3 separate regions of the Homo sapiens genome follow, and all the other regions are linked to region 2. A link is an interaction called in ENCODE POLR2A ChIA-PET data of the cell type or tissue named here. Cell type or tissue: CD4-positive, alpha-beta T cell. All regions are shown on one strand. Links, peaks and the distances in the headings refer to the core of each region. The heading gives the core; the rest is flanking DNA.

What was found. Peaks named below come from ENCODE experiments on the same cell type or tissue, not always from the same donor. Only the 100,000 strongest peaks of a DNase experiment are listed, where the experiment ranks them.
Region 1: POLR2A ChIA-PET joins it to region 2 with 14 read pairs; 8 of 35 experiments call an interaction of 5 or more read pairs at or near these places.
Region 3: POLR2A ChIA-PET joins it to region 2 with 13 read pairs; 12 of 35 experiments call an interaction of 5 or more read pairs at or near these places.

What each region holds. Positions count from the first base shown.
Region 1 is chr1:244,726,373-244,736,275 of GRCh38, reverse strand. C1orf202 (chromosome 1 open reading frame 202) reads left to right here and starts at 5,261. Exons shown (of 1, transcript NM_001395959.1): 1 at 5,261-6,575. The coding sequence starts at 5,353. The coding sequence ends at 5,901. RefSeq lists enhancers at 446-755, 71-935, 5,340-6,077, 6,525-6,574, 6,078-6,814 and 1 more. In CD4-positive, alpha-beta T cell, for the core only: no CTCF peak of the experiment used is centred there; a DNase peak (open chromatin) is centred at 5,545; H3K4me3 peaks cover 1,174 bases; H3K27me3 peaks cover 710 bases.
Region 2 is chr1:244,862,343-244,872,097 of GRCh38, reverse strand. It overlaps HNRNPU (heterogeneous nuclear ribonucleoprotein U), which reads left to right and starts at 7,555. Exons shown (of 14, transcript NM_031844.3): 1 at 7,555-8,481; 2 at 9,368-9,479; 3 at 9,564-9,637. The coding sequence starts at 7,791. It overlaps LOC124904588 (UPF0764 protein C16orf89-like), which reads left to right. Exons shown (of 4, transcript XM_047439568.1): 3 at 7,367-7,435; 4 at 7,512-7,616. The coding sequence ends at 7,616. RefSeq lists enhancers at 2,828-3,427, 7,126-7,185, 6,519-7,349, 7,350-8,181 and silencers at 7,406-7,505, 8,486-9,165. In CD4-positive, alpha-beta T cell, for the core only: CTCF peaks have their summits at 7,582 and 7,840; DNase peaks (open chromatin) are centred at 7,527, 8,787 and 9,617; H3K4me3 peaks cover 3,155 bases; H3K27ac peaks cover 3,590 bases.
Region 3 is chr1:244,796,989-244,806,891 of GRCh38, reverse strand. It overlaps LOC107985372 (a long non-coding RNA gene), which reads left to right and starts at 3,120. Exons shown (of 5, transcript XR_001738568.1): 1 at 3,120-3,259. In CD4-positive, alpha-beta T cell, for the core only: a CTCF peak has its summit at 5,520; a DNase peak (open chromatin) is centred at 5,501.

The DNA.
Region 1 (9,903 bases), core at 2,525-7,524, 130 kb after region 2:
CTGGCTCCCCTCAACCCACCAAATTATCCTTAAAAACTCTCATCCCCAAACGCTCGGGGAGACCGATTTGAGTAATAATAAAACTCCAGTCTCCGGCACAGCTGGCTTTGCTTGAATAACTCTTTCCCTATTGTAATTCCCCTGATTTGATAAATCGGTTCTGTCTAGGCAGCAGGCAAGGTGAACCCACTGGGCATTTACAATAGGACTCCTGAAGACAGAGAGTTCATGCTAGTATCAAGGCCATTTTCAGAAACAGTGGTGGTGTTAGTCTCGCCAATGCACCACAATGTAGCAGTCTCTTGTTGTGAGGTATCACTTGGAGTTCTTTGTCTCAGGACCAAGAAATTAAGGAGTGTGGATACAAAGGAAAGGGTGAGGTTGGAGCAAATGTTTAATAAGTGGAAGAAAGCTCTCCACTGCAGAGATGGGAACCAGAGGAGGGCTGCTGTTTTTACAGTTGAATGCAAAGGCTTTTATAGGAAACCGATGAGGGCTGGGCATCTCATTTGCATATGGTGCCAATTTCTGGTAGCTTCGCCCCATCCTCATAATGTGAATGTGGGCCCTTAGCTTGAGTTCATCCATATTGCTTTGTTCCCCTTACTGCACATGTGTCAGGGGATGGAAATTTCCATTGCGGGCATGTCTGGGCAAGTCACCCGTGTAGGCTTTCTTGTCTGTGCAGCTGTGGGCATGTCTTAGACAAGCCCCGCTGTGCAAGTTCCCTTATCTGTGCCTTCAGGCTGTTCTTTGAAAGGATTCAACTGAGGACCCACCCTAACTGCCTGCCTGACCGGATTTTTTCCTTTCTCCTTTCTCAGTGGGGATGAGGTAGGGGGACAGTCACTCTGAATCCTGCCAACTACACTGGATATGTCAACTTAAAAGGAAAAAGCAGAGGCAAAACTAATATAAGTAGAGAGCTGATTTGGGCCCAAGCTTGAGAACTGCAATCTGTGAGCATAGATTCAAGTTGCCCTGAAGATACGCTCCAATTAGCAGCAGTTGCAAGTGGGTTTTTAAATGGAAAGAAGGCCAGACGCAGTGGCTCACACCTGTAATCTTAACACTTTGGGAGGCCGAGGTGGGTGGATCATTTGAGGTCAGGCCTCCATGGCCACCAGTTTGGGCTCCATGGTGAAAACTGCCTCTACTAAAAATACAAAAATTAGCCAAGTGTGGTGGCGGGCGCCTGTATTCCCACCTACTTGGGAGGCTGAGGCAGGAGAATGGCTTGAGCCCAGGAGGCAGAGGTTGCAGTGAGCCAAGGTCACGCCACTGTACTCCAGCCTAGGCGACAGAGCAAGACTGTCTCAACAGAAAGAATAAAAAATAAAGGGAAAGAAGAGGCAGTTCCTAAATTGTTACCAAGAATTTGCACTACAGTTGGCTGGGTGCCGTGGCTCATGCCTGTAATCCTAGCACTTTGGGAGGCCAAGGCAGGCGGATCACCTGAGGTCAGGAGTTCAAGACCAGCCTGGCCAACATGGTGAAACCCTGTCTCTACTAAAAATACAAAAAAAAAAAAAAAATTAGCCTGGCATAGTGGTGGGCACCTGTAGTCCCAGCTACTCAGGAGGCTGAGGCAGCAGAATTGCATGAACCCAGGAGGTAGAGATTGCATTGAGCCGAGATCGCACCACTCCAGCCTGGGCAACAAGAACAAAACTCCTCCGTCTCAAGAATAAATAAATAAATAAATAAATACAATAACATTAAGCTATTGGTTGGCCATACATTGTTCTTTGTATCACAAATTCCAAGAGCATGAAGATAAAGGGTGAGGCTAGTCAGGAACAGAGTTAAATAATTGCCCCCAGGCATGTGTAGGAGCCTGGGATGATGTAAAGGGTCCACAACTGAAGTCCTGTAGCCTTGTGGATCTGGGCCTGCACACCTCACATAGCTCAGACATCTCTGAGCTATTTTTCTTTTCTTAGGTATAAGGATTATTTTGAGCTGGTTGTTTTGAGAAACAGCAGAGACAAGAGAAGCTCTGAAAACAAGAGTGGTTACCCTTTTGTAAGAGAAATTTACATTTGTAAAAAAAAAAATACAGGTGGGCCTGGTGCCTTACGCCTGTCATCTCAGCACTTTGGGAGGCTGAGGCGGGTGGATCACCTGAGGTCAGGAGTTCCAGACCAGCCTAGCCAATATGGTGAAATCCCATTTCTACTAAAAACACAAAAATTAGCTGGGCATGGTGGTGTGTGCCTGTAATTCCAGTTACTCGGGAGGCTGAGGCAGGAGAATGGCTTGAACCTAGGAGGCAGAGGTTGCAGTGAGCCGAGATCGCGACACTGCACTCCAGCCTGGGCAACAGTGCGAGACCATGTCTATAAACAAATAAATAAATAATCTCCATTTGTAAGAGTGTCTTCCTCCTGGTACTAGAAAGAGGAAGATGACTCTGCATCACTGGAGACTCTGATTATTGGAGAAGGCACTGATTTAATCTGTATAACAAATCTTGCCCTCTTTTACCCTTTTTATCCCAGGCACTTTCTCTTTCCTGGCCTCAGCTCTACCCTTCTATCTTTGGTTCAGTTGAAGATGGTAAGGCTGGATGCGGTGGCTCATGCCTGTAGTCGCAGCACTTTGGGAGGCCGAGGTGGGTGGATCACTAGAGATCAGGAGTTTGAGACTATCCTGGCCAACATGGTGAAACCCCATCTCTACTAAAAAAACAAAAATTAGCCTGGCGTGGTGGCGTGTGCCTGTAATCTCAGCTACTCAGGAGGCTGAGGCAGGAGAATCACCTGAACCCAGAGGTGGAGGTTGCAGTGAGCTGAGATTGGTGCGCTCCAGCCTGGGTGATAGAGCAGGGGGAGAAAAAAGTATTGGAGCAGGAACTAAAGGAAGTAAAGCACAGTTGAAGAGGGCCAAATGGGCGACTTGAGCGATCCAAGTGCACTGTTCAGCCTTTGACTTGGGGCTTTATACGTTGGCATGCTTCTGGGGGGCTGTGTTCCTTCTCCCAGTTCCTCCCGTGGGGTGGGCTGTCTGCGCGTGTGGTGGGCTGCATGTCGCACTTGAGAGCAGGGGCCGCATGTGCAGTGCGTTTACTGAAGTTGTGTGCATACTCATTTGAGTCAGCTGAGTGTTCCTAGAAGGTCAAATACCAGTTAAACTCCGCCGCTTTGCCTCTTAGTGCACATACTTGAGCCTACTTGCCCAGCTCCTGAGAACTTACTGGCAGGCTGCTAATCACCAGCATCAGGTGTTTTCTACCTATTGGGAGACCGCCTTTTCCTGGTGCCTGCTGTGACCCATTATTATTTTGGAAAGAAAGTATAACAACCACCTGACCATCACCTGGTGGTTGTCTCACGTTCCCGGCAGGGGCGGTCTCCTGCTCAGCTCATGTCTGCCTAGCTGCCTATTCTAACAAGCAGAGGTTGATCCCTACTACTGGGAGTGGAGTCTGTCAGGAGAAAGACGGGAGACAAATGTGGGGATGACCATGGAGGACCCAAGATTTCCAGAACCCATTTCAGGTCTTGGGCATCCTCAGTAGAGTTCACTTGTGGGGGATCCCGGAGCAGACCCTCAGAGCAAGGTGGAAGGGCCAGGCCCAGATGGTCTTGGGAGGGTGCTGGGTACACGGAAGAGCTGATGAAAACAGGCACCTTTAAGGCTGGGTTAGGTCATCCAGACCCTCCCTCTGGGCCTCTGCCTCTCGATTTGCCCTCCTCAGGGGCCCTGCCCATCCGGAACAGGGCCAGCAGCAGAGCCCCTCAGCACCACTGCTCTGTGCATGAGTTGTTAAGGAGAAAATAGGTAGGAGCAAACTTAGGAGCGTGAAGTCATTTTCATTCTTGTGAAGAAGGAACCATGGGCACAGGCTTGTCCCCAAATCTTCTACCTTGCTCAGGGCACAGCGTGTTGGTCTGGACTAGATGATGTAGTCACTTAAGGACCATGAAAGGGAATACAGAAGGGACACAGCTAAGCAGATGTGTTCCTCCCAGGGCCGGCCCAGTGTCTGCTGCAGGGCCTCTCCCGAAGGACAGGGACAGGGCCTCTCTGGTTGGCCTCATGAACAGTCCTGCATACGTCCTACAAGCTTGTCAGCATCTGGAGATACTCTGTCAGCTCTTCTTTTCCAAGCAATCCCCAGTCTTGTAGGAAATGCTGGATTTCCTGGTCTTTGCAAGGAATGGCTCAATTTCATGCTTTTCTGCCAGAATACTGGGATGGACAAACTTGAAGTCCAGTTTCTTCATAAGTGTCTATCCAGTGATAAAATTAATTTCCCATTTGGTAGGAGGGCAACAATTTCATTTAAAAAAATTATTTGCATCAATATTTGCATTGTATTTTAGTGCATAGCATGAACCCTTCATTCCACTCACTCTCCATGGGGAGGGGGCCCCACGGAGTCAGCTGCCAGAAGAGCTTTGGATACTGCCCTGCCCCTCCCTCCAGGGCTGTGCCCAGAGTAGCATTTTTTTTTCTATGCCGTGACATTTTTTTTGTATTTTTTGTAGAGACAGGGTTTCTCCATGTTGCCCAGGGTGGTCTCGAACCCTTGGCCTCAAGTGATCCGCCCACCTTGGCCTCCCAAATTGCGGAGATTATAGGCATGAGCCACCACGACCAGCCCCCATAGCAGCTATTATTATTTAACTTTGCTTTGGAGAAAATTAATAAGCACGAAAATATGTATAAAAAAGCAGAAAAAAGGAGTATTTCTTTTTTGTATTAGTTTTACAACATTTCTTCAAAAATCTTATGTTTGCAATCAGAAAAAAAATTATTTAAAAAAAACAATCATAGTCTTACAAGAAAGAGGCCTTTGAGTGAGGCGAGATGAAGAAAATTAGGTTTTGAGATCTTTCCTGAAACTCTGGTTCCCTGTTAACAGAAAAGTGCTGAGACCACCTGAAACCAGTTCACAAAATACAAATCTCCAGCGCAACACACGCCTGAGGCTGAAACCCACGCCTCGACCCAGGGGAGGCTGCGCAGCCCCCTGCTCGTGGACGCTGTGTGTCTTCGTGAACCAGGAGTTGGGCCCCAGGAACTTCCAAGATTCCTTCTTGTCCAGGTGAGGCCATATGTGTAAATCAGTTCGCAGCGAAATTTGGCCGACTTATTTGAGGGATTCCTTGGGTCGCTGGATTCTGGTGACCCCGTCATTGGCAGAGGGCGAGGGCTCTGCTGGGCATTGTGGGGTCACCGTTGGGGTTTCCTGGGCAACCCAAGCGCGTAGAGGGGGCCTGTGGGTACATTCCCGGGAGAGGACGCGAGGGGCCCTTTGGAGTCCTGGAGGCGGCAGCGTTGTTGTCCAGCCCGACGGTTCCCGAGATGTGGGCCCCGCGCTCCGAGAAGAGGCCTGCGCGGGCCATGGCGGCCCCCCGGTTTGGTGGCCCCCGGCGCGGCGGCGCGCAGCACGAGCTGCTGGAGAAGGCGGCGCGCCTGGAGCGGGGCCCCCCTCCGCGCGGGGATCCGGAGGCGGTCGGGCGGCGCGCGGTGGCCGGCGACGGCGGCTCCTGCTCTGGGTGCTGGTGCTGGCGGCGGCTGTTCCGCGGCCCGCGCAGGAAGAAGCTCAGGCAAGCTCACGCGCGCGCAGGCAAGGAGGCCCCGGAGCGCGGCCTGTGGGGCCCCTCGAGCCTGCAGAGGCTGCTTCAGAGGCTGGCGACGTGGAGGCGGCGCTACCTGCGGCGCAAGGAGCGGCCGGACCGGCTGGAGGAGATCCCGCTGCTGGTGCTGGACCGCGCGCAGGGCGGCCACGAGGCCGCGGCCGGACCCCAGAGCAGCGTCCCCGGGCGGCCCGCGCAGGCCGCCCCCGCGCGCCAGCCCCGCCGCCGGTCAGCCACGAGGAGCCGGTCCCCCGTTGCGCCCCCTGTGCACGCTCAGGATTGTTTTTTTCTTTTTGGTCAACAAAAGCAATAAATGAAAGTAACCCCAGCACCGTAGGAATGAAAGCACATGCAATGTTGGGGGGATGTGCATGGAAACCAAGGGTTATCTTGAGGTTCGCAGCGAGCTAAACGAGCCGCGTCCTCCTCGCAGCCTCTCTTTGGTCCGAGGGCCTCGGAGCAGTAACTAAAGCCTGCGGGTGCCGCGGAGCCCTGGGTTCCCCCCGCTGCGCAGTTGCTGCGGGCTGGGAAGCGCTGAATCGGGGGCGGATTGTCTCTTCCTAAACACTGCAGGGGAGAAGGTGGGAAACGGTTTTCAATCTCTGCAATGCCTTTTTTTTGAGACAGGAGAAAAAAAAAAAAAACCAACTATGTTGCCCGGGCTGGACTCAAACTCCTGGGGTCAAGCGATCCTAAGCCTCCCAAGCGTTGGGATTGCAGGCGTGAGCTACCACGCCCCGTCAAAAAAATAAAAAAATCGTTTAAAGCAGGATGCTGAGCTTCACATCCCACTTTGAAGTGAGCGAACTCTACTTTTATGCTTTTGTTGACAGGCATTTAGGAAGGGTGGCTTGGGGTGGGGGTGGGACAGGGGAGTTTGGAAACCAGGGCTAGACTTAGAAGAACAAAGGGAAAGGACTCCTGGAGGCTCCCAGATGGGTCTTGAATGTCTTCCTTTTCCTCATCAATAAAAACCTGCTAATGATACTCCGGCTCTACAGACTCGTGAGGATGAAAGTAAAATAGTAGAAGTGAAAGTGCTGTGGGGACTCTGAAAGCGCGACACACCTTACGGGTAGTTACTAAACTGTGATAATGGTCTCTCCGCAGGCTGTTCCCAGCCAGACTAGCATCCACCCCTCCCTCTCCCCTCACTGCCTCACGCGCCAAAGCTGGCAAGCTTTTCACTAGCTCACCCTTTTCTTCTTTTTCTTTCCTTTCCGTCTTTCTTGAGACAGAGTCTTGCTCTGTCGCCCAGGCTGGAGTGCAATGGCGCGATCTCGGCTCACCGCAACCTCCGCCTCCCGGGTTCAAGCGATTCTCCTGCCTCAGCCTCCCAAGTAGCTGGAATTACTTGTGCATGTGCCACTATGCCCGGCTAATTTTGTAGTTTTAGTAGAGACGGGGTTTCTCCAGGTTGGTCAGGCTGGTCTCGAACTCGCGACCTCAGGTGATCCACCTGCCTCGGCCTCCCAAAGTGCTGGGATTACAGGCATGAGCCACCGCTCCCTGCTCAGTTTACCCTTTTCACTAGCAAGCTAAAAACGCCAAACTGCGAGCCTGGAAGCTCTCCACTTGATTGTGCAGCTGTTGAAGCGGCTTTGGAGTCCCTGGCGCCTTCCAGGCAGGGATTTCCCCTCCCCGTTGACCTAGAGCGTCAACGCTGGGGAAGGGGCCAGCGTTTAGGGAGGTAAAGGTGGGAATATTGTTGGAGGCCAGGCGTTCAAGACCAGCCTGGCAACATGGGGAGGCTTCTTCTCTACAGAGAAATTTAAAAATTGAGCTGGGTGTGGTGGTGCGCGCCTGTAGTCCCAGCTACTTGGGAAGCTGAGGTGGGAGGATCGCTTAGGCCCCAGTGTTCAGCTGCGGTGAGCTGTAATTGTACCACTGCACTCCAGCCTGGGCAACAGAGCCAGACCCTGTCTTAAAAAAAAAAAAATCACTGGGGGAAGGGTGGGAGGTGGAGGATCATGATGCCTGATACTTGAACAGTGAACCTAGGAAGATGAAAAACAGAAAAACCAAGGTATACGCTAGAAAGCCGAGGCCAGGAGCCGGCGCCCCATAGGGAAGAATTCTCTGTAATTCTGTGACTTGGGGTTGGTTAGGTGCATTTTGTATTTCTCCTAGCTTCTTTATTCTTGTCGTTGCCCAGATAGATGAAATTGCTTTGTAGGTCTGTGATAGAGGAAGGCGTTTTTACCAGAAAAGCCACTAAACCTCATAGCCCCATCCTTAGGAGGAAGGCCATCCTGTTATCCTGCCTATAGCTGACTGGGCGGGGGGTCCCGTGATGCCTGAATTAAAAGCTGTTCTGTAGGTAGCAGCCCAGTTGAACCCTCTCTGCTTCGAGAGGTTGAAGCTAAGAGGCCGGTAAAGAAAAGACCGCTGGAAGAATGCCCAATTGCTGAATTCTCAAATCCTGGACTAGAGGTGCTGTTGAATAATGTGTAAGACATTCCACCTATTTAATGTTTTCTGGGTTTGTTTCCGAAAGGAAAGAGACAAACTACAGTTAATTCTCTGACCCTTAATTTATTTGAATGTAGCCATGCCTTTTTGTTTCGACTGTCTCGTGGCCCTCTGCAGTACTTCCTCTTCACTAGGCTGAGGAAATTGGCCTAGATTATGTCTCCGTCTGTGGGGACCCCTCTCTACTCACACACACACACACACCCAGGCTTGGTGTATAAGCACGTAGCATAATGTAAATGCTCAACTTATTTAGAGAATTTATTAGGGTGGTTTCACGTGTGTCCTCTGTCTCCCTAGTTTCACTCTTAGGTATCCACACAAAGCCTTACCTTTTTGGCACTGTGCTGTCGGCCTTCAATTGGCTCCTCTTGGCTGTTGATTAGAATGGCTGTCTCCCAGGGCAAGAGCAGAGTGGTAGCTTCTACCAGATTTGCTGGGTTGATACACCAACAGATGTCTCCCACTAAGGCCCCAATTCAGCAGAAGCATGGTCCTTGGATGCAGAGAGAGCACCCAGGCTGCATTACATTGTTGGGGTTGAGTACCTGCAGGTGGTTCCTTCTGCCACTGCCCCCTCCCTGCCCCACCTCCACCCCCAAGCTTAGGAATTTGCAGTATTTCATGGTGACAACTTTTATCTCTGATCTTGCAGAGCTGCATTAGGACCAGCATGGGACTTTTTCTTCCTCCCATATCCATCTTCTTTCTAGCTGAAAACCAGTTTAAAAAACCAACAAAAATGTAGTGCCTCATTATTCAGCCATCTGTGGTTGAGTGTTTTCTGGTGTAGATATTCCAGAAACATGTCTCTTGGCCACAGGAGGTAAGTCAGGTTGAGTTTTTGTGTTAGTGAAGCTCTTTTAGTTTCCTCTTTTAGAGACTTTTCTATCTAGCCTCAGATTCCTTTAAGGTAAAGTTACCTTAAAGGGGGGCCAAGCGTGGTGGCTCACACCTGTAATCCCAGCACTTTGGGAGGCCGAGGCAGGTGGATCACGAGGTCAGGAGTTTGAGACCGGCCTGGCCAACATAGTGAAACCCCATCTCTAGTAAAAATACAGAAATTAGCCAGGCGTGGTGGCCTGTGGTCCCAACTACTCGGGAGGCTGAGACAGGAGAATCGCTTGAACCCAGGAGGCGGAGGTTGCAGTGAGCCGAGACCACACCATTGCACTCCAGCCTGGGTGACAGCGTGAGACTCCATCTCAAAAAAAAAAAAAAAAAAAAAAAGGAATCTAGGGGAAATGTGTTTATTATAAGGAAACACTGTGCTGAAAATGGGGCTAGATCACAGCCCTGAGGCGTGTTGGAGCTGAGTCCTCCTGTGGGCTGAGCCTCCCTCCCTGCTCCCCATGCAGGCCTGTCCTCTTTCTCTCTTCCCATTGATAATCACTCTGTATCCTCCCAGACAGATCTGTCTGAGGGATGTGGTCTGATTGACTTTGGTAATTACCACCATTGCTATTGGTGAAGCCAGGCTACTTTCATGGCTGTCTTCCTGGGGTCTAGCTGCCTTTGGATCAGGGGTCCTACCCTTGGTCCAAACCCCTAGTTAAGAGAAGCCTAGTACTGCTTTCCTGAAAAGGCAGTAGGGGTGTGCTGGGTGCTGCAGAGTTTTCATTAGAATAGACTGTTGGGTAAGACAGGCCCCGTGATTGACATGTTCAATTTGAGTTAGTAAAACTCATGGCTATCATTGTGTTTAAGCCCTGAGAGGTGCCCAGCCAGAAAGAAGGAGGATGTCTTCAGCAGTTCTGCACCCTGAACTCTATGAGATGGGGTTTCTAGAACTGCTTCTGCCCTAACAGGTGGCTTGGCCCTTCCATCTTGCTTCCCCTCTTTC
Region 2 (9,755 bases), core at 4,756-9,755:
AAAAAAAAAAAAAAATTTCATGTCTGCTAATTAATTATAAAATACTGTGAGACTCTAGAGCAAAGTTTTAACAAGTAAAAGCTAAATATGAATAAACTATTATTTCAAAGTTTAACGAAGCTTGCCCATTTATAGTTTTCTTCAGGTCAGCAAAAACGAAACTCATGGAAGGTTCCCCTTGAGGGGGCCTCTACAAATCTAGTTTACTCCGCTTTTTTTTTTTTTTTTTTTTCCTGATACAGGGTCTTGCTCTGTTGCCAGGGCTGGAGTGCTGGTGTAATAACAGCTCACTGCAGCCTCAATCTCCTGGGCTCAAGCGATCTTCCCACCTCCCTGCTCCCAGGTAGCTAAGACTACAGGCATGTGCCACCACACCTGGCTAATTTTTTTTTTTTCAGTAGAGGCAAGGTCTTGCTATATTGCCCAAGCTGACCTCGAACTCCTGAGCTCAAGCCATTCTCCCACCTAAGCCTCCCGAAGTGCTGGGATTACAGGTATGAGCCACCATGCCTGGCTTGATCTGCTTCATTTATAGACAAGAAAACTAATATCCAGAGAAGTCATGCAATTCGCTCAAGGTCACACAGTTGGTTATCATAACAGCGCTGGGCCTCGAAGTCAAGTCTGGTACTTGTGTTTTATTTTTTAAATGTATTTTTGAAGACAGGCTCTTGCTCTGCTGCCCAGGCCGGAGTGCAGTGGCATGATCATTGCTCACTGTAACCTTTTTTTTTTAAGACAGAGTGTCACTCTGTGGCCCAGGCTGGAGTACGGTGGCGAGATCTTGGCTCAATGCAACCTCTGCCTCCAGGGTTCAAGCGATTCTCCTGCCTGAGTCCCCCTAGTAGCTGGAATTACAGGTGCCTGCTACCGAACCCAGCTAATTATTTTGTATTTTTAGTAGACAGGGGGTTTCACCATGTTGGCCAGGCTGGTCTCAAACTCCTGACCTCAGGTGATCCACCCACCTTGATCTCCCAAAGTGCTGGGATTACAGGCGTGAGCCACCACACCCAGCCTGCTCACTGTAACCTTCGACTCCTAGGCTCAAGTCATCCTCCCACCTTGGCCTCCCCAGTAGCTAGGACTACAGGCACTCACCATAATGCCTGGCTAATTAAAAAATACTTTTTATTTTTATTTATTTATTTATTTATTTTTAGAGACAGGGTCTTGCTATGTTGCCCAGGCCGGTCTTGACCTCCTGGACCCAAGAGATCCTCCCACCTCTAGCCTCTCAGAATAGTGAGATCACAGGTGTGGGTCACTGTACCCAACCTACATACTTATGTTTAGACTTTGCTTCACTTATTCCCAGATTGACATCTTACCACAAACAATTCATTGATAACTTACAAAATACATGTAGTTATAATTTCCTTGATAAGATTTAGTATTAATCACTCAATCGTAGGTTTTTTTTTAACTAATTAATTTATTTAGATGGAGTCTCGCTCTGCTGCCCAGGCTGGAGTGCAGTCGTGCAATCTCGACTCACTGCAACCTCCACCTCTCGGGTTCAAGCAATTCCCCTGTCTCAGCTTCCTGAGTAGCTGGGACTAAGGCGCTGGCTAATTTTTGTATCTTTAGTAGAGGCGGGGTTTCACCATGTTGCTAGGCTGTTCTAGATCTCCTGACCTCAGGTGATCCACTCACCTTGGCCTCCCCAAGTGCTGGGATTACAGGTGTGAGTCACCGCGCCCAGCCAATCATAGATTTTTAACTGCCTAAAATTGTTCAGTGTGTCTGATGAAGACTACTATTTTTTGAGCTTTTACTGTGTGCCAAGCACTGTATTCAGTTATTTGTTGAATTTCCCCAACAACTTCAGGTGGCAAGTATTATTTTTATACATGAGTAAACTCAGGCATGGAGAGAAAAATAGCTTGTGCAAAATCACGCAGCGACTATGTGGTACAGCTTCGACTTTCTGAGTTGAAAGTTTGCACTTCTAACCAGAACTTGGTACCTCCTCCCTTGCAGCTGGGCTTTCCTGTTTGTCTATGTGAAAATGTCTACTTTTAGTACAGAATACTTTGGAGGTGTTTCTGACTCTTACATCTTTTGTAAAATACATTGGAAAATGTATCTCAGTATATTTTATGCATCTTTGATTAATTTAAATTGGGCTTGATCGTGCTATACAAAAAACACAAAAACAAAAAAAGGGGTTAAGGCCGGGCATGGTGGCTCATGCTTATAATCTCAGCACTTTGGGAGGCCAAGGTGGGTGGATCAGTTGAGGTCAGGAGTTCAAGACTAGCCTGGCCAACATGGCAAACCCCTGTCTCTACTAAAAATGCAAAAATTAGCTGGAGGTGGCGCACACCTGTAATCCCAGCACTTTGAGAGGCCAAGGCGGGTGGATCCCTTGAGGTCGGGAGTTCAATACCAGTCTGACCAACATGGTGAAACCCCGTCTCCACTAAAAATACAAATAATTAGCTGGGCGTGGTGGCCAACGCCTGTAACCCCACCTACTAGAGAGGCTGAGGCAGGAGAATTGCTTGAACCCGGAAGGCAGAGGTTGCAGTGAACCGAAATTGCGCCACTGCACTCCAGATCAAAACAAACAAACAAAAACCAAGTTAAATAGAACAGCCTCTCGAGTCCTTTTAATTTAGCATTCTTGTCCCCTCATGTCACTCTGCTAACAACGTTCTATGTCTTCCCTCCTCCTGGAGGTGTTTTAGTCCATTTGGGCTCTTCTAACAAACATCATAAGCCGAGTAGCTTATAAACAACAGACACTTATTGGTCGCAGTTCTGGAAGCTAAGAAGCCCAGCGCCTCAGTGACTGGTGAGGGCCCGCCTCCCCACCCAGGGCACCTTCTTGCTGTGTCCTCACAGGGCAGAAGACACGAACGCTGGTCTCTTCAGCTCTGTATAAATTTTCTAATCCCATTGATGAGGGCTCCACGCTCATGACCTCGTTGCCTCCAAAGGCCTCAGCTCCTAATATCATGGGGGATTAGGTTTCAACACAGGACTTTTGTGGGGACACAAACGTTCAGTCCATAGCAGAAAGCAAAAGCCAAAGTCCTTTACAAAACCACCCACGAGGCTGCTGGTGATCTGTGTTTTCCTCTCTCCCCTCTCTCCTCTCCTACCCACTCCCATCATTCCCCGCAGGCCTGAATTCTTTTGTCTTCCTCCCCCAACCTCCCCAGCTTTATGGAGGTATAATTGGTATACGATAACTGCATATAGGCCGGGCACGGTGGCTCACGCCTGTAATCCTAGCACTCTGGGAGGCCGAGATGGGTGGATTGCCTGAGCTCAGTAGTTCACGACCAGCCTGGGCAACATGGTGAAACCCTGTCTCTACAAAAATACAAAAAAAAAAAAAAAAAAAAAATCAGCCGAGGGTGGTGGTGAACGCCTGTGATCCCAGCTACGAGGGAGGCTGAGGCACAAGAATTGCTTGAACCCGGGAGGCGGGGGTTGTAGTGAGCTGAGACGGTTCCACTGCACTCCAGCCTGGGCAACAAAGTGAAACTTTGTCTCAAAAAAAAAGAAAACCCTGCATATAACTAATAAATCTATACATATTTGGTGAGTTTGGACAGACATACACACGCATGCTACCATCACCACATTCAGGAAAATGAACATATCCATTACCTCCAACAGTTTCCTTGTGTACCTTTGTCCTTTTTTTTCTTTTTCATTTTCCCTTTTTTTTTTTTTTTGAGGTGGAGTTTTGCTCTTGTTGCCCAGGCTGGAGTGCAATGGCGCAATCTCGGCTCACCGCAACCTCTGCCTCCAAGGCTCAAGCGATTCTCCTGCCTGAGCCCCTCTAGTAGCTGGGATTACAGGCGCCTGCCACCGAACCCGGCTAATCTTGTATTTTTAGTAGAGACCATGTTGGTCAGGCTGGTCTCAAACTCCCGACCTCAGGTGATCCGCCCGCCTTGGCCTCCCAAGGTGCTGGGATTACAGGCTTGAGCCCACACTGCTCCCGGCTCTTTTTCTTTTTCTTTCTTTCTTTCTTTTTTTTTTTTTTTTTAGACGGAGTCTCGCTCTGTTGCCCGGGCTGGAGTGCAGTGGTGCGATCTCGGCTCACTGCAAGCTCCGCCTCCAGGGTTCACGCCATTCTCCTGCCTCAGCCTCCCGAGTAGCTGGTATTACAGGCGCACGCTGCCACGCCCAGCTAATTTTTTGTATTTTTAGTAGAGATGGGGTTTCACTGTGTTAACCAAGATGGTCTTGATCTCCTGACCTCATGATCCGCCCGCCTCGGCCTCCCACAGTGCTGGGATTATAGGCGTGAGCCACCGCGCCCGGCCTTTTTTTTTTTTTTTTTTTTTTGAGACGAAGTTTTGCTTTGTCCCCCAGGCTGGAGTTCAGTGGCTCAGTCTCAGCTCACTGCAACCTCCGCCTCCCAGGTTCAAGTGATTCTCCTGCCTCAGGCTCCTGAGTAGCTGGGATTACAGGCGGCCACCACCACGCCTGGCTATTTTTTGTGTTTTTAGTAGAGATGGGGTTTCAACATGTTGGCCAGGCTGGTCTCGAACTCCTGACCTCAGGTGATCTGCCCACCTCAGCCTCCCAAAGTGCTGGGATTACAGGTGTGAGCCACCACTCCCGATCTTGTTTTTTGTTTTGTTTTGTTTTTTTTGGGGGGCGGGGGGGAATGAGAATATTTAACGTAAGATCTTAACGGGTTTTTTTCTTTTTCTTTCTTTTTTCTTTTTTTTTTTTTTTGAGACAGGGTCTCCCTCTGTGGTCCAGGTTAGAGTGCAGTGGTACAATCACGGCTCACTGCAGCCTTGACTGCCGGGGGTCAAGTGATCCTGCTACCTCAGCCCCTTGAGTAGCTCGGACTACAGGCGTACCACCACAGCCACCTAATTTTAATTTTTTGTGGAGATGGAGTCTCACTGTGTTCCTCAGGCTGGTTTCGAACTCCTGGCCTCAAGCCATCTTCCCATCTCGGCCTCTCGAAGTGCTGGGATTACAGACATGAGCCGCTGGGCCTGGCCAGCAAATTTTTAAGTGCAGGATACTTTGTTAACTGTAGATCTCTGGAACTGCCTCATCGTTATGACTATAAAATGTTTTTGAGAAAGTATTGAAAAAATATTTGCTGAATAAATTGTGTGACAAAGTATAGCATTTCCTTTGCTTAAACCTCAAAAATGTAAGCTAGACATGCAGAGCACCAAAACTTTGTAGTTACCTCTCACAGATCAATTATTCATAGGTCATTCTTGAATCATTTTTTGTTATTGAGAATTAACTTGTCTCCTCCGGCACGCGGTATTCTTGGTAGCCTCTAGGATTTGACACAGGGGGAATTTAAATTGTCTTAGAGGTCCTTCAGAGATTTACAGGAAGTGACCTGCACTTTAACAGGTCTCTGTAGAGCAGGACTATCATGATAGCATTAAAAATATAAGAAGCAAAAATGATCAATAAGATGTCACCATTTGTACTTTGAAGTGGTAACATAAGACTATGGAATGGCATATTTCCTCTGTTTGTGAAAAGGATAGTATGATGATGGTTCTTTGAGCAGAAATTGTTTTTCTTTCAAATGTTGTCTAAGACAGCACAATGTAATAGAAAGCCCATTGGTGTGGGGGGTGAGGGTCCCAGCTTCCTGGGCAGTAAAATGAACAGGACTGCAGATCGATCTCCAGGCCCCATCCAGCTCTAAAGTTCTCCAAAACTTTTGGAGATAAAGCCATAGAACTTTCTTGTGAGCATCAAAAGTTGTATTTCATGTTTATTTTTGCAACTGACTTAATGTTCCAAGAGTGACTGTTACAGATCTACTATATGTAGATATACAATCTTTGTTTTCATAGTTTAGTGTTTTCCAGTAAATGAAATTTGTTTTCATATAACTAATATTTAAAGGTGTAAATAATATCTAGGACACATAAATTTAAGGAACCATCATAATTGTATTTAACTCTGATTCATTAAGGGATTAGTTATCTAGTTTGTGAACATGTAAACCCCCTGTAGCTCTCTTCCCATTTCTGAACGAAGACAAAATTTCAAATTCCAGTTTGTGGCTTATTCATAACCTTCAAAATTATAACCAAAGGCTAAAATGAGTTTCTGGCACTGTTTGGAAGTTTCTATTTTGGGGGCTATCCTCACCACTTAACTTGAACTGGGGATTATCAGTAGTACTGTACATAGTCCATTAATTTCAAGTCAAATCATTTCACAAGTGTTAATATTTCACGTATACATGACTGCAAGGTATGGTAGAATGCTTCATAAAAGCTACCGAAAATAAACTTCAAAAATAAAATGTATCAATTAGTTAAATCATATTAGCCTATGGGAGAAATTTCAATGTGTTTACTTCCAAATTTCAAATTAATAATGGGGCAATATTATTGTGCCACCTAGAGCACCAAACAGTGGGTATAAACCATCTCCTTAGTCAGATGGAACACTGGCTGGACACTGCAGATTATCTAGGGTTTAAAATGTTAACTTCTATCACGAATCTAAATTCTGACTTCCCTATCTAAAACTTCGAGACATCACATCTTTTCTTTAAAGAGAAAAAGTAAACTTCTAACATATAAAATAACGGATTTCAAGAGCGATAGTCCATTTTTCTTTTTACAAAATCACAGCCCTTGATTTTTCGTAAACTTTAAGTTTCAGAATAATTTGGTCAAGAGTATTTCTACAGGAATAGGAAGAGAATCAAGTGGGCCTATAATCAAAGACCTAGTTGGGTCTCACCCTCACGGTTAGCTACTGGGACTTCGTAGCTGATGACCAGGTCCTAAAGTGGACAGAACAAGTGTTACTGGAGGTCCGTCTTTGTGGTAGCTACAGAAAACTTGGAAATGCAATTCTGAGGTTTATTCAGGGTTATTAAGAGCATGAGAATAGCTGCCCTGCAAAGGCAGGTACACTAAGGTTTGCAGTATGGAGTAGTAAGCAAAGCCTCTACTTCCCAGGCCCCGCACCCGGGGTGTGGAACAGACAAAAGAACGGTTCTGCCCTTGCCCTTCTCGAACTTAAAATCCAATTCGCAAGGCAGGACTTACACAAATTAAACCAAATACGGTATTATGAGGAAAAGAGCCGCTGCGTGTAACAGTTGCCAATGTATGCTATACCAGTCAAAACTGAAATACGATTTGAAGGAGTTTTAAACGAAGAGCTGGAGAAACACATAAGAAGGCAGATCTAAGATGGAAGAAAAGGCGGATTCGGGTTGAAACGCCAAGTTGAGGACTGAAGAAAGCATTTGGATAAAGCAGCCTCCAAGCTGGGAAGGAGAAAAGCCAAACGAGTATAGCCACCAAAGACCCAGAAAGGCCAATATATCATGCAGTGAGTCGGTTGAACTGAAAGGCGGTTTCCTTTTCCTCCATTTGCTCAGTCCCAATTGGAAGCGCACTGCGCGGCCTCCACCGCGCTCTCGGCCCGGGTTCGGCGTGGGGGCGGGGAGGTAAGTACGGTAATGGGCGGGGCCGAGCGCGGGCGCGCTCCGGCTTTCCTCCTGCGCAGTGCTCCCGTCAGCGCAGGGGGCGGGGCGCCTATATTACGTGCGCGGCGCCGCTCCTGCGAGAGGACGTTGCGTGCTCGCTCGCGCCAGGCGAGTCTCCGCGTCTCCCTCGCGAACTCGGTGAAAGGAATTGGCGCCGTTCGACACCAGGCGGATCCGCTCTGCAGCACGAACCCATCTCCAGCCGCAGCCGCAGCCGCCGCCCGGGCCGAGGAGCAGCCGCAGCAGCCGCCACCAGTGGCCGAGTGAGCGGAGCCGAGTTTGAGGCAGCGCCTAGCGGTGAATCGGGGCCCTCACCATGAGTTCCTCGCCTGTTAATGTAAAAAAGCTGAAGGTGTCGGAGCTGAAAGAGGAGCTCAAGAAGCGACGCCTTTCTGACAAGGGTCTCAAGGCCGAGCTCATGGAGCGACTCCAGGCTGCGCTGGACGACGAGGAGGCCGGGGGCCGCCCCGCCATGGAGCCCGGGAACGGCAGCCTAGACCTGGGCGGGGATTCCGCTGGGCGCTCGGGAGCAGGCCTCGAGCAGGAGGCCGCGGCCGGCGGCGATGAAGAGGAGGAGGAAGAGGAAGAGGAGGAGGAAGGAATCTCCGCTCTGGACGGCGACCAGATGGAGCTAGGAGAGGAGAACGGGGCCGCGGGGGCGGCCGACTCGGGCCCGATGGAGGAGGAGGAGGCCGCCTCGGAAGACGAGAACGGCGACGATCAGGGTTTCCAGGAAGGGGAAGATGAGCTCGGGGACGAAGAGGAAGGCGCGGGCGACGAGAACGGGCACGGGGAGCAGCAGCCTCAACCGCCGGCGACGCAGCAGCAACAGCCCCAACAGCAGCGCGGGGCCGCCAAGGAGGCCGCGGGGAAGAGCAGCGGCCCCACCTCGCTGTTCGCGGTGACGGTGGCGCCGCCCGGGGCGAGGCAGGGCCAGCAGCAGGCGGGAGGTAAGAAGAAGGCGGAAGGCGGCGGAGGCGGCGGTCGCCCCGGGGCTCCGGCGGCGGGTGAGTGCTGCGTTGTACGTTGCGCGCGGCGGGAGGCCCGCGCGGGGTGGGGACCGTGCCCCAGGCCTGCCGGAGCCCCGCAGGGGGAGGGAGCCCCGGGCGGGAGGGCGCCGCGGTGAGGGTGGGGGAGGGGGCGCGGGGAATCCCAGATTAGCCGAGAGGCCTCGGGCTCGGGGCGTGTGTGTGCGCGCGCGCGTGTGTGTGTGTGTGTGTGTGTGTGTCGGCGGTGGCAGCGCCTCCATTATGTGGCTCGAGAGCCGGGGGGAGCTGCAGCTGCCGCTGTAGGGGGAGGAGCCGCGGGCGGGCGGCGGGAGGGAGCCCGGTCGGCCCGCGGTGGCGCCGTCGCGCTGCGTGCGCGCGGTGCGGGCACATGTCTCGGGGGGAGGGGAGAGGCCCCAGGTCCCGGGGCGGGCGCGCTTTGGCGGCTCCTCGCCGCTGTATTGTGCAAGGAGCGCAGGGGCTCGGCGTGACGTCACTTCCGGCGGGAGGAGCCGGGCGGGGCGGGGCGGGGGGCGGAAGATCAGTACAATGCGGCCGCGGGGAGCGCGGGCCCGCGGGGGAGGGGAGCGCCGCCGCGCCGGGCTCGGCCCCTCCCCCTCTCTGCGCTCTCTTCGGGATACACGTGGGCTTCGGGCCTGGGCCGCGCAGTTTTTCTTTGGCTTTCTCGAATCATCGAGGAGACTGGCAAAATTAGTAATGTCTTTAGACTGCGTCACTAGCGCCAATCGAATTCGTAGTTGATTGTTCTTTGAATTCACATTTGAGTCCTCGGTTAAAACCTCAGTTAAAAAGCAGGATAAAGTCGAGCTGCTTTGGTTCTCGGAACGGAAAAGCGTTTTTTTGTTGTTTAGAGGCTTGGCCTTTATGGGGCTCGTGTGTGTTTTAGGGGACGGCAAAACAGAACAGAAAGGCGGAGATAAAAAGAGGGGTGTTAAAAGACCACGAGAAGATCATGGCCGTGGATATTTTGAGTACATTGAAGAGAACAAGTATAGCAGGTATAGGATGCTCACCTAGTTTTACTCATCCCTTATTCGTTCGTTGATCGGAAAGCTGTATCAGGAGACAATTCTGTCTTTCAGAGCCAAATCTCCTCAGCCACCTGTTGAAGAAGAAGATGAACACTTCGATGACACAGTGGTTTGTCTTGATACTTGTAAGTGAAGCTGTTTCTCCCCAATTATGAAATGCGGTGATGGTGGTTTTTTTTTTTTTTTTTTTAGAAGTCTTAATGCTTAAGTGCAGCAAAACTTGGGTTAGTTTTTTTAAAAGCA
Region 3 (9,903 bases), core at 2,517-7,516, 63 kb after region 2:
AGGTCTTTAATAGTTTCCTTCCTTCCTTTTTTTTTCTATTTATTTAAATTTTAAAAACTTGTTGTTTCCCCCCAGTGGCTCCTTATGGACCCAAGCTCTCTTACTTTCTGACACAAAGGCTATCCCTGGAACATCTTGTACATTTTCTTTTCTTTTTTCCTTTTTTTTTTTTTTTTGAGATGGAGTCTCACCCGGTCACCCAGGCTGGAGTGTGATCTCGGCTCACTGCAACCTCCGCCTCCCGCATTCAAGTGATTCTCCTGCCTCAGTCTCCCAAGTAGCTGGGATTACAGGCCTGCACCACCATGCCTCGCCAATTTTTTGTATCTTTAGTAGAGACGGGGTTTCACCATGTTGGCCAGGTTGGTCTCAAACTCCTGACTTCGTGATCTGCCCACCTCAGCCTCCTGCAGTGCTGGGATTACAGGCGTGAGCCACCACACCCGGCCTCTCCTAGTGGATATAGTATTTGGAACCCAAGAACCAGGCCCCAGGAGAGCTCACTGCTACTGAGAGCCATTTCGTCTAGGCTCTTTCAGTGGGCAGAGGTAGAAAAAAGTTTCAAAAATCATGAATTCATATTTATATTCAAATTAGGATATTTACAATCTAGGCACTAAGAATAGTCATTGCTAGTAGGTGTCATTGCTTTTTTTTTTTTCTCGAGATGGAGTCTCACTCTGTCACCCAGGCTGGAGTGCTGTGGCGCAATCTCAGCTCACTGCAAACTCCTGGCCTCCCGGGTTCAAGAGATTCTCTTGCCTCTGCCTCCCGAGTAGCTGGGATTACAGCTGCCCTCCACCACTCCCGGCTAATTTTCGTATTTTTTGGTAGAGATGGAGTTTCACCATGTTGGCCAGGCTGGTCTTGAACTCCTGACCTCAAGTGATCTGCTCGCCTTAACCTCCCAAAGTGCTGAGATTACAGGTGTGAGCCACCGCGCCCGGCCAGGTGTCATCGCTTCTTGTTCTTTTTCGGTAGAGTTACCGTCATTAAATGAAACACACATTAATGGGTTGCAGGGGTCTCACTTTCATGTTCTTTTCCATTCTGCTGTGTTATTTGTCCATAATAACCCTACAACACATATAATATTTAAGTCTAGAACTTAATGGGACAACTTGGGTGAATCTCAGAAATAGAAGGTTGAATGAAAAGAAAGGAGACAGAAAAATGTGTACACTGTAGGTTACCATTTATCCAAAGTTAAAAAACAGGCCGGGCGAGGTGGCTTACGCCTGTAATCCCAGCACTTTGGGAGGTTGTGGCAGGCGGATCCCTTGAGGTTAGGAGTTGGAGACCAGCCTGGCTAACATGGTGAAACCCCAACTCTACTAAAAACACAAAAATTAGCCGGGCATGGTGGCGGGCGCCTGTCATCCCAGCTACTTGGGAGGCTGAGGCAGGAGAATCGCTTGATCCTGGGAGGCCAGGAGGTTGCAGTGAGCCGAGATTGCGCCATTGCACTCCAGCCTGGGCGACAGAGTGAGACTTCATCTTAAGAAAAAAAAAAAAAGCAATGACACCTACTAGCAATGCCTATCCTTAGTGCCTAGATTGTAAATGTCCTAATTTGAATATTAATATGAATTCATGATTTTTGAAACTTTTTTTCTACCTCTGCCCAGGAGGCAGGAGAATCGCTTGAATCTGGGAGGCAGAGGTTGCAGTGAGCCAAGATTACACCATTGCACTCCAGCCTGGGTGACAGAATGAGACTCTGTCTCAGGAAAACAAAACAAAACAAAACAAAGAAAACCTGAAAAAACAAAAACAAAAACAAGTCCGAAATTCAAAAACAAAAATCTATGCCCCAGAAGTTGGAAGGCGGGGTCAGTGAACGGGAGGGCCACAGTGCTGGGCGCCGGGAATGTTCTTTCTGTGGGTGTTGATCGCAGATGCGTGCTCACTTTGTAAAAGGTCATCTAGCTGTACACTTATGATTTGGGCACTGTTCCCTGTGTATACTTTATTAAAGATGTACTCTAGGAAGATTGAACCTGTGTTAAATCCCAGTCCCTAATCTAAGCGTAGTCTCTTCATAATTTTGTTTTGTTTTGTTTGGAGATGGAGTCTCGCCCTGTTGCCCAGGCTGGAGTGCAGCGGCACGATCTTGTCTCACTGCAACCTCCACCTCCTGGGTTCAAGCAGTTCTCCTGCCTCAGCCTCCCGAGTCACTGGGATTACAGGCGAGCACCAACTATGCCCGGCTAATTTTTGTATTTTTGGTAGAGATGGGGTTTCGCTGTGTTGGCCAGGTTGGTCTTGAACTCCTGACCTCAAGTGATCTGCCCACCTTGGCCTCCCAAAGTGTTGGGATTACAGGCGTGAGCCACCACGTGCGGCCTCATAATCTATTTTTTGGGAGTCATCTTTTTGCTTTATTTTGGTTCGAAGAGCTATACAGTCATATGCCACATAGCAATGTTCCTGTCAAGGATGGACCAAATATACAAGATTATATTATTATAAGATTATAATCTTAGAATCCCATAAGATTATAATACTGTATTTTTACTGTACCTTCTCTATGTTCAGATATATTTAGATACACAGATACTTACCATTGTGTTACGATTGCCTACAGTATTCGGTAAAGTAACATGCTGTACGGGTTTGTAGCCTAGGAGCAATAGGCTACACTATACAGACTAGGTGTGTAGTAGGAGGCTGTACCATCTAGGTGTGTGTAAGTACACTCTGTGATGTTCACACAACTACGAAATCGCTGAATGACGCATTTTCCAGAATGTATCTCCATTCTTAAGTGACACATGACTGTACACTTTGGGAGGCCAAGGCAGGAGGATTGCTTGAGCCCAAGAGTTGGAGACCAGCCTGGGCAACATGGCAAAACGCCATCTCTTAAAAAAAAAATAGAAAAATTAGCTAAGTGTGATGGCATGCACCTGTAGTCCCAGCTACTCAGGAGGCTGATGTGGGAAGATCACCTGAGCCCGGGGAGGTTGAGGGTGCCGTGAGTTGTAACCACGCCACTGCACTCCAGCCTGGGCAATGAGTGAGACTCTGTCTTAAAGAAAAAAATAAAAAGAATTAAATCATGGATTCTATCTTGTAGGAGTTTAAAATCAATTTTTGCCATAATCTTCATCATTGGGAAGTGGTCACTGCATTCTCTCATCCATCCATGGGAAGTGGTCACTGCATTCTCTCATCCATCCATTCATTCCTCAGCATTTGTGGAGAATCCACCACCTCTCTGTTGAGAGGAACAGCATTTCTGAAACCTGGAGTAAAGGTGAGAGCTACATTTTACTTACCATTTACAGGCCAGGAATGACACTAAGTTTTATATATCTTTTTTTTTTTTTTTTTGAGATGGAGTTTCGCTCTTGTTGTCCAGGCTGCAGTGCAATAATGCAATCTCGGCTCACTGCAACCTCCCCCTCCCAGGTTCAAAAGATTCTCTTGCCTCAGCCCCTCTAGTAGCTGGGATTACAGGCATGAGCCACCACTCCTGGCTAATTTTGTATTTTTAGTAGAGACGGGGTTTCACCATGGTTGGGCTGGTCTCGAACTCCCGACCTCAGTGATCTGCCCGCCTCAGACTCCCCAAGGGCTGGGATTACAAGCGTGAGCCACCACACCCGGCCTAAGTTTTATATATCTTTTCTCATTTAACTCTCACAACAACCTTATGAGGTTAATATTTATTATCCTTATCATCCATATTTAATGGAAGAGAGAAGGGAGGCTTAGGGAGGTTAAATAATTTGTCCACACTCACATGAGAGTGGCTGAACTAGGAGGCTGCCTCGGTGCTGTAGAGGCCAGGGCCCCTTTGCTTAACTGCTGCATAAGCTTTGGGAGAGGACGTGGTGGAGGAGGCGTCCTGGACGCAGCAGTGGGCCTCTGGGACCTGAGGCGGCAGGGGCAAGAAGCAGCCTGGACTTTCGGGACCCTATGGGGGTACTTAACAGAGCCAGAATGAAATGTGTTCCCAAAGCTCTGGGGAGTGTCCTTGAATGAGAAAGGCTGGGTTTTGGCTCTGGAGATGAGGCATGGGGTCCATAGAGAGAACCAGGGCTTAGCAAAAAGCCATGGTGTCCACCGAGCGAGGATTCTTTCGCTGCAGCTCTCCACATGTGGTCCTGGCGGGTCCTCCTGTCCTCTTTTCTTTCTTCACCATCAAGCAGCAGTCCACCTCGGCACCACCCACATGCTATCACCGCAGCAGGAAGGATCTGTGATTCCAGGGCGCCACTAATGAACTAGTACGCGAAATCTCACAAAATAGTCATGTGTATACACACATACACACATACTGTGTGTATCACAGCATCACACTTTTGGGCCGGCTGGAAAGGCACCAAAATGAAATAATACCAATCAGAGCTAAAGGTTAGGATTTACTGCTGTGTTATTTATTGCAGCCTTGTAGAAAAAACCAAAAACTCAAAGCATCTTATTTTCTCAGCCTGTGAACAATTCATAAACGTTTTGTTTCCTCAGCAATACAAAGCATCTGAGGTCTGTGATTTATTAACAGGAAGAAGTTGTTCTTCCCCTTTGAGAAAAGATAACGATTACAGGAGAGCTGCTTTCTCACCTGAGAGGTAGGGCCGTTGAGCCTCGCCTAAGCTCGTATCACTAAGATTCTGTGACCCGCAGCCCTTTCCACACCACAGGTAAGGAAAGACGGCTCTTAGATTACTAGTCGTGACTGGCCTCACCACCCCTCCCCAGCCTGGGCCCTGCAGAGGCCGTCTCTCACTCTGTGTTGGCCCTCGAAGGCTGGCCCGTCGCTGTGTGGTTCTCAGTCCATCCATAGCCCAGTGACACCTTTCAGGGAGGCTCCAAATAGCTCTCACGTGTTTCTCTCCCTCCGCCAGGGGGCTATCGTCTCATTAGGAGACCACCACAAAAACTTTTCACCTCCATTCTCCACACACTAAGTCTTGAGGTTTTTGGGCTGAGCACTGTGGCTCATGCCTGTAATCCTAGCACTTTGGGAGGCCAAGGCAGGCAGATCACTTGAAGTCAGGGGTTCGAGACCAGCCTGACCAACATGGTGAAACCCCTGTCTCTACTAAAAATACAAAAATCAGCTGGACGTGGTGGCGGGCACCTGTAATCCCAGCTACTCAGGAGGCTGAGGCAGGAGAATCGCTTGAACCCAGGAGATGGAGCTTGCAGTGAGCCAAGATTGTGCCATTGCACTCCAGCCTGGGCAACAGAGCAAGACTTCCTCAAAAATAAAAAAAAAAGTTTTAAGGTTCTTTTTACCGTGGTTTATGAGGCTTTGTTCTAATAACTCAAATAAATTGAAGCTTATCTTAAAAGAGGATAAAACTACGGTATTTTCAGTGTATACCCTGTATGTACACATCACATGTTGGACCCGACTTTCCAAATACGATTCGCCAGCATTGGCACTCACATATGTAGCTCATGATCAAAGGGCGATGAATAATGTTGCTTCATCCCGAGACTCAGGTGGCGTTACTGAAGCATTTAGCATCCCCCTTTCATCAGTGCCAGTGCCGCAGATGCTGCGGGCAACAAATTGTGCGCCCTAGTGGTCCACACGAGTATTTCTCATTACAATATTAATTGTAAAGTGTAAAAACCAAGTTACAAAAACCCACCGCGTTTTTATGTTGCTGGGGGAAGATTCCACAAATTTCTGCCATCTACTTTCTTTATACTCTTTTAAAGCTTTTTTTTTTTGGAAAATAAAACATAAATACAGAAAATCATACAAAAATGAATGTATAGCGTAATGAAGGCAAACACCCTTGTAACTACCATCCAGGTCAAGGAATAGAACTTTGCAAGCCACTGAGAAGACCATCCACGGGCCCCACCCCTATCACGTCCCAACCACCACCGCCGCCAAGAAACCACGAAGACAATCACTTGGTCGTGTTTCTTTATAGTGAACACCTGGGACTCTATGGTTGTCCAGTTAAAAAAGTCGTGGCTGGGCGTGGTGGCTCATGCCTGTAATCTCAACACTTTGGGAGGCTGAGGCAGAGGTGGGAGACCAGCCTGAGCACCATAACAAGACCCCATCTCTATTTTTTGAAAATTAGTTATGATTTTAAGTCTCCGAAGCTACAAGTTTCCCCTCTCTTTCTTATTCTGACAATTTATCTGTTGAAAAACCTGAATCCTTTGACCTGTGAAATTTCCCACAATCTGGATGTTGCTGATGAAGTATTCTCGGTGGAATTCAATGTGTTCTGGATTTCCTACGATGTAGCAGCTGGATCCCAAGGTATGATGAGACTTAGGTTCAGACTCTATGGCAAGACTAAGTCACTACTGGATCTTGAATCAGGAAGCACAAAACGCAGGTCAACTCTGTTGCTATGTTAATAGTCATGGATGCCTGATGCCTAAAGCCATTAATCCACTGACAATTACAAAATTGTAATACTCTAATTCTACCGCTTTTTTTTTCATTTGTTAGTTGCAATACCTTTTTTTTTTTTTTTTTTTTTGAGATGGAGTCTCGCTCTGTTGCTAGGCTGGATTGCAGTGGCATGATCTCAGCTCACTGCACCTCCAACTCCTGGGTTCAAGCGATTCTCCTGCCTCAGCCTCCCGAGTACCTGGGACTACAGGTGTGTGCCACCAAACCTGGCTAATTTTTGTATTTTTAGTAGAGACGGGGTTTCACCATGTTGGCTAGGATGGTTTCGATCTCCTGACCTCGTGATCCACCCACCTCAGCCTCCCAAAGTGCTGGGATTACAAGCTTGAGCCAACGCGCCCGCCGGTCTATTAGTTGCAATACTTTCATAAAGAGATGCCTCCTCTCATCTACCATTAGGTTACCCAGTGGTACAATCCATGTAGGAAAGTTGGGAAAAGTACTAGATTCTTTTCTCTCGTAAGTTTTCTAAGATAAGGAATGGGTCCCCCACCCTCCTCTCCCGGGAAGAGAATTGGTTCCCTAGCATCCTCCAAATGTGATGATTAAAAATGTTTGAATATAATTAAGAACTTAGGGATTTAAACATATTTGATCATTTTCAGTCCCTTGGAATTATTGAAGCATAAATTGTGTCATCTTCAGTAAGTGGATGCCTTTTCCAACTGGCTCCTGAATCCTTCTTACATGGCCCTAGTAGTCTTCGGTAGTTTTGTTGCTATCTGATGTGACTAGATGATATGACAAAGGTCAAAATGTATATTTTCTGCCCCAAACTGGGAATCAGTCATTTCTTCATGAAGCATTTGTTTCTTTTAGTGGGAAATGGTATTTGAAGACGGTACTCTGGGCATAAAGATGCTGGCTGCTACTGTGCTGGTCGTTGCTTTGCTTTTGGGCCTTCTCAGTGAAGATTTTGCATATATAGACACATGAAGAGAATAGAATAGAAAATACCTCATGCATTCACACTGATACTTTACATTCAGATTCAGAACAGCAAGGAATTTTACCTAACCTCTACATCTTGAGAATCCTGTATACACATTCTTCCACGTTGAAAATATGATTCTCAAAACCAAAATCTAGAATGGAATCAGAATACCTCATCTTGCGCATTTGATGTGTCCGCATTACTCATAACAGTGTCGGAGCTGCAATACTAATATTACCATCACTAATATAATTACTAAAAAGGTTTTTTAAAAAGCTTTTTTTCTGTGTGCTTGCTCACACATTTTTAAATGTGTGTGCTTGCTCACACATTTTTAAATGTGTGTGCTTGTTTTTTTGTTTTTTGTTTTTTTTGAGAGGGGGTCTCGCTCTGTCGCCCAGGCTGGAGTGCAGTGGTGCCATCTCGGCTCACCGCAACCTCTGTCTCCTGGGTTCAAGCGATCCTCCCACCTCAGCCTCCCGAGTAGCTGGGATTACAGGCATGCACCACCACACCGGTTAATTTTTGGATTTTTAGTAGAGACATGGTTTCACCATGCTGGCTAGGCTGATCTCAAACTCCTGACTTCAAGGTGATCCACCCACCTCGGCCTCCCAAAGTGCTGGGATTACAGGTGTGAGCCACCACACCCAGCCTTTAAATGTATTTGTAAATGTTCTTGTCCCATTTTTAAAAATGGCAGTACTCAGCTGGGTGCAGTGGCTTACACATGTAATCCCAGGACTTTGGGAGGCTGAGGTGGGTGGACTGCTTGAGTGCAGGAATTTGAGACCAGCTGGATAACATAATGGCATTCCATCTTAAAAAAAAAATTGCCGGGCATGGTGGCATGCACTTGTAGTCCCAGCTACTTGGGAGGCTGAGGTGGGAGGATTGTTTGAGCCTGGAAGGTTGAGGCTACAGTGAACTGTGATTGTGCCACTGCACTCCAGCCTTGGTGACAAAGTGAGACCTTGTCTGAAAAATATTAAATGAAAAGTGAAAAAATGGCACTACTATACACTATCAGAGCATGTGGTCATTACAAAGTATACTCACTCCCTTTTAACTCTTAGTCTTAATTCCACAAGTAACTACACATTTAATAGTTACCGCTAGTTTTTATTTTGATGTCTGAATAGAGCAAAAGTTCTATTCAGGTCAGGTTCATTTTCTTTGTAAAAAGAGGAGGGAAAAACAAGACCAGTTGTGCCCATGTTGAGACGGTTTACACATAGTAGATAACAATGGCATTGTATGATGCTACTTAATACATTTCTTGAGCTCTTTTGCACATATATGTTGGAGAATTTCACATTGATGACCCACCATCCCATCTTTGTGGTTGCTGTTAATGGTGGTTAGGACAGTAGGGAAAAAGGTCTACTTTCTCCCTTCTGTTACGCTAGACCAGTTTCTCAACCTCAGCACTTTTGGCATGTGGGGCCGGATAATTCTTTGTGGTGGGGGTGCTGTCTGTGCCTTGTAGGATGTGTAGCAGCGTCCCTGGACTCTACTCACTAGATGCCAGTAGCACTCTTCCCCCTAGTCGTGACAACCAAAAATATCTCCAGACATTTCTAAATGTCCCCTGGGGACAAAATTGCCCCTGGCTGAGAACCCTGCACCCGGTTGCTGTTTTGACGCTCATAGATTGGACACGTTGCAGTTTTAAGCAGTTATCCCTGAGTAAAAGGGACTATTACAAGGTTCAAAGTCCAGACTAATGCGCTCTCATCTTCAAGCAATATTAACATTCCTTGACAGGAAATTTGTAGCAGAGAGCTAACTTTGTAACAGTTTTCTTTTTTTTTTTTTTTTGAGATGGAGTCTTGCTCTGTCATCCAGGCTGGAGTGCAGTGGCGCGATCTCGGCTCACTGCAACCTCGGCCTCCTGGGTTCAAATGATTCTCCTGCCTCAGCCTCCGAGTAGCTGGGATTACAGGCTCGCACCACCATGCCTGGCTAATTTTTGTATTTTTAGTAGAGACAGGGTTTCATCATGTTGGCCAGGCTGGTCTCGAACTCTTGACCTCAACTGATCCGGCTGCCTTGGCCTCCCAAAGTGCTGGTATTACAGGGATGAGCCACTGTGTCCTGCCAACGATGATCTTTATTATAATAATAGCTAATAGTATAATAATTAACGTAGTATAACATATTCACGCAATTCACAAAACAGTTTTCACTTATACTATTTATTGAACTAAGTGGGGATTCTTAAATCTTCCTACTCTAAAGATGAGAAAGCCAAAGCCCAAAGCAGTGAAGTGTCTTGCACAAGGTCAGCATAACAGTAAGCAGCAGAGTGAACGACAGGTTCTTGATCAGGCTCTCATCTTCATTAACTGTGTCTTGGATTATTGTCTGTCCTTAATGCACAAGAATAGACACACACACATGCAAGTTCATGCAGACAACCTTTTTCTTGTTGTTGCTAACCTTTTAGAATGGCTCTTACAATTTCCATGTAATTACATTTTATTCCAACAATAAGCCAGGAATCCACCATTAAGGGAGGTTCACGATGTTATTGCATATCCTACCACCAGGTGTCGCCATCGTATAC